Regions from separate parts of the Homo sapiens genome. Here region 2 is linked to region 1. Evidence: read pairs that join two places in POLR2A ChIA-PET (ENCODE). Cell type or tissue: Caco-2. All regions are shown on one strand. Each heading gives the region's core, and the rest is flanking DNA. Links, peaks and the distances in the headings are about the cores only.

The links. Peaks named below come from ENCODE experiments on the same cell type or tissue, not always from the same donor. Only the 100,000 strongest peaks of a DNase experiment are listed, where the experiment ranks them.
Region 2: POLR2A ChIA-PET joins it to region 1 with 8 read pairs; 4 of 35 experiments call an interaction of 5 or more read pairs at or near these places.

Annotation. Positions count from the first base shown.
Region 1 is chr7:73,417,611-73,421,996 of GRCh38, reverse strand. No RefSeq gene overlaps it. Among named protein-coding and RNA genes, the nearest start is that of FZD9, 14 kb to the left of the region's middle. In Caco-2, for the core only: no CTCF peak of the experiment used is centred there; a DNase peak (open chromatin) is centred at 1,762.
Region 2 is chr7:73,500,882-73,505,267 of GRCh38, reverse strand. The region is part of intron 3 of BAZ1B (bromodomain adjacent to zinc finger domain 1B); the gene reads left to right. Among named protein-coding and RNA genes, the nearest start is that of BAZ1B, 19 kb to the left of the region's middle. In Caco-2, for the core only: no CTCF peak of the experiment used is centred there; no DNase peak of the experiment used is centred there.

The DNA.
Region 1 (4,386 bases), core at 132-4,131:
CACTGTATTATCCTGGAGCTCCGGGCCTCCTCCTCCCTCTATTCCTCTTTGTCCCTTCTCCTGCCTGCCATGTGCCATGATCTGTGGAACCAGGGCCTGGGTGTGGGCCTGGGGGTGGGGCCAGGCCTGCAAGGAGGCCCCTGACATCCCCGCAGAAACAGGTGCTTTTTTTTCTTTTTTCAGACAGGGTCTCACTCTGTTGCCCAGGCTGGAGTGCGGTGGTGCAATCATGGCTCACTGCAGTCTCGATCTCCCAGGTTCAAATGATCCTCCCACCTCAGCCTCCCAAGTAGCTGAGACTACAGAGCCCGAGCCCACCACCACGCCTGGCTAAGTGTTTTTGTTGTTTTTTTTTTTTTTTTGAGATGGAGTCTTGCTCTGTCGCCCAGGCTGGAGTGCAGTGGTGCCATCTCTTCTCACTGCAACCTCCACCTCCCGGGTTCAAGTGATTCTCGCACCTCAGCCTTCGGAGTAGCTGGGACTACAGGCGTGTGCCACGAGGCCTGGCTAATTTTTGTATTTTTTAGTAGAGATGGGGTTTCATCATGTTGGCCAGGCTGGTCTCGAAATGCTGACCTCAAGAGATCTGCCCGCCTTGGTCTCCCAAAGTGCTGGTATTACAGGCATGAACCACCGTGCCCGGCCCTGGATAATTTTTTATTTTTTGTAGAGATGGTGTCTTGAGACGTTGCCTAGGCTGGTCTCGAACTCCTGGCCTCAATGTATCCTCCTGCCTCGGCCTCCCAGAGTGCCAGGATTATATGCATGAGCTGCCACACCCAGCCCCTTTTCAGTCAATTCTTTTTTTTTTTTTGGCTGGAGTGCAGTGGCACAATCTCAGTTCACTGCAGACTCTGCCTCCCGGGTTCAAGTGATTCTCCAGCCTCAGCATCCTGAGTAGCTGCTACTATAAGCGCCCACCACCATGCCTGGCTAATTTTTAATTTTTTCTAGAGATAGTGTCTTGAGATGTTGCCTAGGCTGGTCTTGAACTTCTGGCTTCATGTGATCCTCCTGCCTCGGTCTCCCAACATGCTGGGATTACAGGCATGAGCTATAATACCCGGCCCCTTTTCAGTCAGTTCTATCACCATTTCCTTGGGCACCCATGCAAGGAAAAACCTCAGGTGCTACTTTGGGGTTCAGGCCCTGGGAAGCAATGTCACAGAAGGGCTGAGTCAGCTTGTAGAGTCAGATGCCCAGATTCAAATCATGCCCCACGATTGTGTCACGTCAGATAATTTTTTTTTTTTTTTTTTGAGACAGGATCTCACTCTGTCACCCAGGCTGGAGTGCAGTGGTGTGATCTCGGTTCACTGCAACCTCCACCTCCTGGATTCAAGCGACTCTCGTGCCTCAGCCTCCCGAGTAGCTGGGATTACAGGTGACTGCCACTACGCCTGGCTAATTTCTGTAGTTTTAGTAGAGACAGGGTTTCAACCATGTTAGCCAGGCTGGTCTCAAACTTCTGACTTCAGATAATCCACCTGCCTCAGCTTCCTAAAGTGCTGGGATTACAGGCGTGAGCCACTGCGCCCAGCATGTTAGACAATTTTTAATTCATCCTCTTTGTGCTGTTGTTTTCTCAGCTGTGAAAGGAATATTCTGGTGGGGACAAGGTTATAGAGTTGCTGAGAGGGTCTCATGACATGAAGGTACTGGCCTTGGCACAGTGCCTGGTGGGGCGGGGACTCCGCACATGCCTGTGAGGTCACAGTTACTGTCAGTTCACAGCGAACCTTCCCTCCTTTTCCTGTTGACTTTCCCACACTCCTGTAACCGTCCCTCCCTCCCTTCTTCCTCTCTGTCTCTCTCACTCACACACACGCACACAAACACACACACACACACACACGCACACACACACACACACACACTCCATTCACTGTCTCCATGACTCTGGAGTAAACTAATGTCTCGAGTTGCCATTGGAAGCCCCATCATCCTCATTTTGTTTTGTTTTGTTTGTTTGAGACGGGGTCTCACTCTGTCCCCCAGGCTGGAGTGCAGTGGTGCGATCTCAGCCCACTGCAGCCTCTGCCTCCTAGGTTCAAGCGATTCTCCTGCCTCAGCCTCCTGAGTAGCTGTGATCATAGGTGCCCGCCACCACACCCGACTAATTTTTGTGTTTTTTAGTAGAGACAGGGTTTCACTATGTTGGCCAGGCTGGTCTCGAACTCCTGACCTCAGGTGATCCGCCCACCTTGGCCTCCCAAAGTGCTGGGATTACAGGAGTGAGCCACCACGCCCAGCCTCCATTGTCCTCATTTAGACTTTCATGGGTTGTAGGCACTTTTGACTTCCTGGGGTCCTTCTTCCGTTAAAAAAAAAAAAATTAGAAAATTAGGCCACGTGCGGTGGCACATGCCTGTAATCCCAGCACTTTATGAGGCCAAAGTGGGAGGATCACCTGAGGTCGGGAGTTCAAGACCAGCCTGACCAATGTGGAGAAACCCTGTCTCTACTAAAAATAGAAAATTATTTGGGTGTGGTGGTGCATGCCTGTAATCCCAGCTACTCAGGAGGCTGAGGCAGGAGAATCTCTTGAACCCGGGAGGTGGAGGTTGCGGTCAGCCGAGATCGTGCCACTGCACTCCAGCCTAGGCAACAAGAGTGAAACTCCGTCTCAAAAAAAAAATTAAAAATTATATTCGGGCCGGGCTTGGTGGCTCAATCCTATAATACCAGCACCTTAGGAGGCCAAGGCAGGAGGATCACTTGAGGCCAGGAGTTCAAGACCGGCCTGGGCAACATAATGAGAACCCATCTTTACCAAAAAAAAAAAAATTAAATTAAAAATTAGCCAGGCACGGTGACTTCTGCCTGAGGTCACATTCAAGAAGCTGATGTGGGAGGATCGCTTGAGCCCAGGAATTGGAGGCTGCAGTGAGCTAAGATCGTACCACTGCACTTCAGCCTGGGCGTCAGAGTGAGACCCTGTTTCTAAAATAATAATAATTTTAAAAAATGATATTTATGGTTACATTGGGAAAAGATGAATCTATTAATATACATGAAGACATTTTTGGCCTAAAAGTTATATATATTTTTTCCTTCTGATTTTAAAAGAAATGGGGCCAGGCATGATAGCTCATACCTGTAATCCCAGCACTTTGGGAGGCCCAGGTAGGTGGATCACCTGAGGTCAGGAGTTCGAGACCAGCCTGGCCAACATGGTGAAACCCTGTCTCTACTAAAAAATATAAAAATTAGCCGGGCGTGGTGGTGGGCACCTGTAATCCCAGCTATTCAGAGGCTGAGGCAGGAGAATTGCTTGAACTTGGGAGGTGGAGGTTGCAGTGAGCTGAGGCCGCACCATTGCACTTCAGCCTGGGCAGCAGAGCGAGACTCTGTCTGAAAGAAAGAGAGAGAGAGAGAGGAAGAGGAAGAAGGAAGAGGAGGAGGAGGAGGAGGAGGGAGGGAAGGAGGAAGGAAGGAAGGAAGGGAAAGAAAGAGAAGAAAAGAAGGAAGGAAGAAAGAGAGAGAGAGACAGGGAGGGAGGAAGGAAGGAAGGAAAGAAAGGAAGGAAGGAAGGAAGAAGAAAGAGCAAGCCAGCCTTTGGGGGCCCCTGAGCACGTGGTGGGCTCTGGGCATGGTGTCCCCTGTGCCTGCTGGGTAGGCAGCCCTGGCTGCCTGGTGGAGCCTCATTCCCTCTGCACAGAGGTTTGCTTCCCCCAAGTGGGCGGACACACTGACTGGAGTTTCTGTCTTGTTTGGAATTCCCTTCCTTCTTCCCTGCACCTGGGTAAAGAATGCTTCCTCCTATAAAAGTGGGAGGTTTGGCCCACGAGAGCCCTGCAGTCCTTCCCACATCCTCGGCCGAGGAGAAATCTCCAGTATTCTGGGCTCAGGCTCCCCTCTCCCTCCCGGGTGGCTGAGCCAGCCGGGGGTGCCTTGGCTACAGCCCCCTCCCCTGTGTCTCAACCCCAGCCACCCAGTAGGAGAGGTCAGGTCTTTCTGATGCCCGACATCGCCTCTACCCCGCTCCAAAGCCTTCACTGGCTCTCATCTTCTTAGTGTCATACCCACACGGGTCAGCCTGGTGATCAGGGCTTGCTGGGCCTTAGTGACCTGCCATTGCTCTCCCAGCCCCACTCATAGAGCCTGGGTTCCCAACACCTGTGTCTCTCACCCAGCCCAGACACACCAGCAAGCCCAGTGCTTGGCTCACACCTTTGCCCAAGACAGTCCCTCTGCTGGCTATACCCTTCTTGACTGTGGCTTTGTGCTTACTTTTCTTAAGGACAAAGAAATATAATACATCTCACTTATAATCACCTTTTTTTTTTTTTTTTGAGACAGAGTCTTGTTCTGTCACTCAGGCTGAAGTGCAGTGGTGTGATCTCGGCTCACTGCAAACTCTGCCCCCTGAGTTCAAGCAATTCT
Region 2 (4,386 bases), core at 161-4,160, 83 kb before region 1:
GGGAATACTTATCAAAGCAGGCTAAGAAAATCTTTCCAGAAGCATATCTGGAAAAATCTTTCTTGAAGCATAAAATAGAAAGCTCCACCCTTTATCTTTACATGTTATTGGCTAGACCTTGGCTTACATAACCACCCAGAGCTGCAGCGGGGGCTGAGAAAGAGAGTATCTTCCTTTGTATTTAAGTCTCAAAAGAGACAGGCTGGCAAGAGAGAAGAGGGAGGGAATAGCTTGGTAGCTAGCTCAGCAGCAGTTTGTGCTACAATAGCCAGTACTTGATGGGGCCAAGATTCACACCTGTCTCTCTGGTTTCAAAGTTCTTGTTCTTTCTTTGTTTCAATAATTTACTCTGACTCCTTTCTATCTCCTAGCTAGTTCTTTTTTATTTGTCATGTCTGGCAGTACTAGTGGGGTTTTTGTTTCTTTGTTTGTTTTTTATTGAGACAGGGTCTTGCTGTGTCTTCCAGACTGGAGTGCAGTGGTGTGATCATAGCTCACTGCAGCCTCAGCCTCCCAGGCTCAAGCAGTCCTCCCACCTCAGCCTCCCGAGTAGCTGGGACTGTAGACACTCAAAACCATGCCTAGCTAAGTTTTTTTTTCTTTTGAGACAGAGTCTCGCTCTGTCGCCCAGGCTGGAGTCCGGTGGCGCGATCTCGGCTCGTTGCAAGCTCCGCCTCCCGGGTTCATACCATTCTCCTGCCTCAGCCTCCCAAGTAGCTGGGACTACAGGCACCTGCCACCATGCCTCGCTAATTTTTTTGTATTTTTAGTAGGGACGGGGTTTCACCGTATTAGCCAGGATGGTCTCGATCTCCTGACCTCGTGATCCACCCGCCTCGGCCTCCCAGAGTGCTGGGATTACAGATGTGAGCCACCACGCCTGGCCGCCTAGCTAAGTTTTTTATTTTTTATAGAGAAACAGGGTCTTGCCATGTTGTCCAGGCTGGTTTCAGACTCCTGGACTTGCATGATCCTCCCACCTTGGCCTGGCAAAATGCTGAGATTACAGGCATGAATCACTGTGGCTGACCATTAGTGGGTTCTAATCACATACTTTATATCAGTCAGTGTCCTGGCAGGAAACAGATGGCATACTCAAATGTAATTGAATTGAGTTTAATAAAGGGGCTGTTGACAGCAGACAGCAGTCTGATCAGGGTTAAGGAAAACTTAACAAGGAAAGGTTGAGTGCCTCATACCTATCAGCAGTTGGGGAAGACTTTATCATTTCTAAACCCCAAGGAAGCAGAGGGAGGGAGTGGGTACAGGAACTAGAAAAGAGTAGCTGCTGTTGTTGAAGAGTACTATGGTAGTGAGAGAAAACTGTAACTGTAACCATCCTCCTAGGGAGGCATTTGGAAATAAACACCCCAAGGATGCTTTACTTCCATCTCCTGGTTTTCTGCTCATGCTCCCTATGAACTGAACTCACCAGAATCTAGAGGGCAAGGGGAGTCTTGGTGGAGGCTGTAAAGGTCAGCCTATTTAAGCATAGAGCCAGGTAGAGAAGGATGGAAATGGAATTGACATGGCAAAACGAAAATATTTTGCACACATCTGCAAGGTGAAAGAAGAAATGTTTGAGGAAAGATGGGCTGAACCCAATGGCTCCTGCCTGTAATCCCAGTACTTTGGGAGGCTGAGGCGGGAGGTTGGCTTGAAGCTAGGAGTTTGAGACCAGCCTGGGCAACATAGGGAGACCCTGTTTCTACAAAAAATAATAAAAATTGGCCGTGCATGGTGGTGCATTTCTGTAGTCCCAGCTACTTGGAAGACAGGCAAGAGGATCGCTTGAACTCAGGAGTTCAAGGCTGCAGTGAGCTATGATCGCACCACTGTACTCCAGCCTGGGCAACATAGCAAGACCCTGTCTCAAAAACAAAAAAAAGAGGAAAGGGAAGAGATACTAGGGAAGTATGTATGTCCATAAACATGAAAATATGTTTAAACTCATCAATAATGCAGGAAATCTAATCGAAACCATAGTGAGATAATGTATACACATCAGATTAATAAAGAAAAAAACTTGCTGCCAAGTTTTGACAGGAATGTGGAATTGCTTATAGTGTAAATAGCACATATATTTTGGAAAGCACTCGGCATTGCTGAATACAATTGGTTATTATACATACCCTTTGACTAAGGATTTTTGCTTGAGTATTTACCCTCAGTTTTGCCGCAGGAAATCTGTGTAAGTATATTAATAGAATTGTTCATAGTAGTCCAATGAGGAGATAACCCAGGTAGCCATCAGTAGTTGAATGGATAAACAAATTGTTAAGCCACACAATACTCTATAGCAGAAAAAATGTGAACTTGAAAGAAGTCGCAGAAGAATACAGTATGATTACATTTATAGAAGGCTCAAAGCAGGCAAAACTAACTCAGAATGTTTGTTATCACTGTCAGGAGGAGAGGAGAGAGTTGTTTCCACCTGTGCGTAGGCTTACTGGGAGATTCTGAGGTACTGTTAATATTCTTTTCTTTTTTGAGACAGGGTCTGGCTCTGTCGCCTAGGCTGGAGTGCAGAGGCACAACCTTGGCTTACTGCAACCTCCACTTCCCAGGCTCAAGCCATCCTCCCACCTCAATCTCCCAAGTAGCTGGGACTGTAGCTATAATGCCTGGCTAATTGTATTTTTTTTTTTTTTCCTCATCCTACAGTCCAAAGGCACTGGCTAATTTTTGTATTTTTTGTAGAGATGGGGTTTCACCAAGTTGCCAAGGCTGTTCTTGAACTCCTGAGCTCAAGCAGTCCTCCTGCTTTGGCCTCCCAAAGTGTTGGGATTGCAGGTGTGAGCCACTGGGTCTGGCCACTATTAATGTTAAGTATTTTAACCTGTATGGTGGGTACACAGGTGTTCATTATTTATAAAAATGTTTTGCACTCTAAGTGTGATAAAAAAAAAAGTAGATATGATGGACATTGGAAGCGTGCCACAAACATTGTCCCAATATAGAGGGGTTTATCCCAGATATTTATTGATGACCGGCTATGTAGATAGCATGTTTTGGGTGCTGGAAAAACAGTAGTGACCAAAATCCACAGTTGTTTCTGTGTGTTTAGCATTGGTGATGAGGCCAGGTGCGGTGGCTCACACCTGTAATCCCAGCACTTTGGGAGGCCGAGGCAGGCAGATCACGAGGTCAGGAGTTCAAGACCAGCCTGGCCAACATAGTGAAACCCTGTCTCTACTAAAAATACAAAAATTAGCCAGGCATGGTGGCGCGTGCCTGTAGTCCCAGCTACTTGGAAGGCTGAGACAGGAGAATTGCTTGAACCCAGGAGGTGGAGGTTGTAGTGAGCCAAGATTGCACCACTGCACTCCAGCCTAGGTGACAGAGTGAGATTCCGTCTCAAAAAAAAAAAAAAAAAAAAATTCTTGATAAGAACTATGAAAGAAAAGCACAGAGTATTTATTAAAGTTTATAATCAGGGGAATCTAGCTTAGAACCAGAATTGGTGTTGATCCAGTAAAGCTCCTCTGAGGAGGCAACATTTAAGGTGAAGCCTGTAGGTTGAGTAGGATATATCCATGGGAGAAGGGGGCATTGAGTATTTCAGGGAGAGAGAACAGGGTGTGTGAAGGCCTTTAGACAGAAGGGAACTTGATGGTCAGGAACGGGGTTTCTCAACGTTGGCATTACAAACTTTAGGACAGATGATTCTAGTGGGTGCTGTCCTGTGCATTGTAGGGTATTCAGCAGCATACCTGGCCTCTATCCACTAGATGCCAGTAGCACCCTCTCAGCTGTGAAAATCAGACATTGCCATATGTCTCGGGGAAAGAAAGGAAAAGAGGTATGACATAATTACCCCTGTACTGTACTGGGAAAACCATTGTACTGGAAGAACAGAGAAAAATCAGTGTGGTTGGACTACAGAAGGAGGGAGGATGGTGGGAATGGTAGTATCAGGTAGCCAAGGGCTAGATCTTGTACAGGTTGTCAAAGGTTAGGTCATGGTTTGAAATCTGTTGTTTTTGTTTTTGTTTTGTTTTGTTTTGTTTTGAGGCGGAGTTTCATTCTTGTTACCCAGGCTGGAGTGCAATGGCGTGATCTTGGCTCACCGCAACCTCCGCATCCCAGGTTCAAGCGATTCTCCTGTCTCAGCCTCCCGAGCAGCTGGGATTACAGGCATGCGCCACCACACCCAGCTAATTTTGTATTTTTAGTAGAGACGGGGCTTCTCCATGTTGGTCAGGCTGGTCTCGAACTCCCGACCTCAGGTGATCCGCCTGCCTGGGCCTCCCAAAGCGCTGGGATTACAGGTGTGAGCCACTGCGCCCGGCCTTGAACTCTGTTGTTTTTGGTTTTGGATTTATCATAAGGGTTGCTTTGCAAAAATGGTTTGAACTCTGTTTTTTTTTTTTTTTTATAAACAGA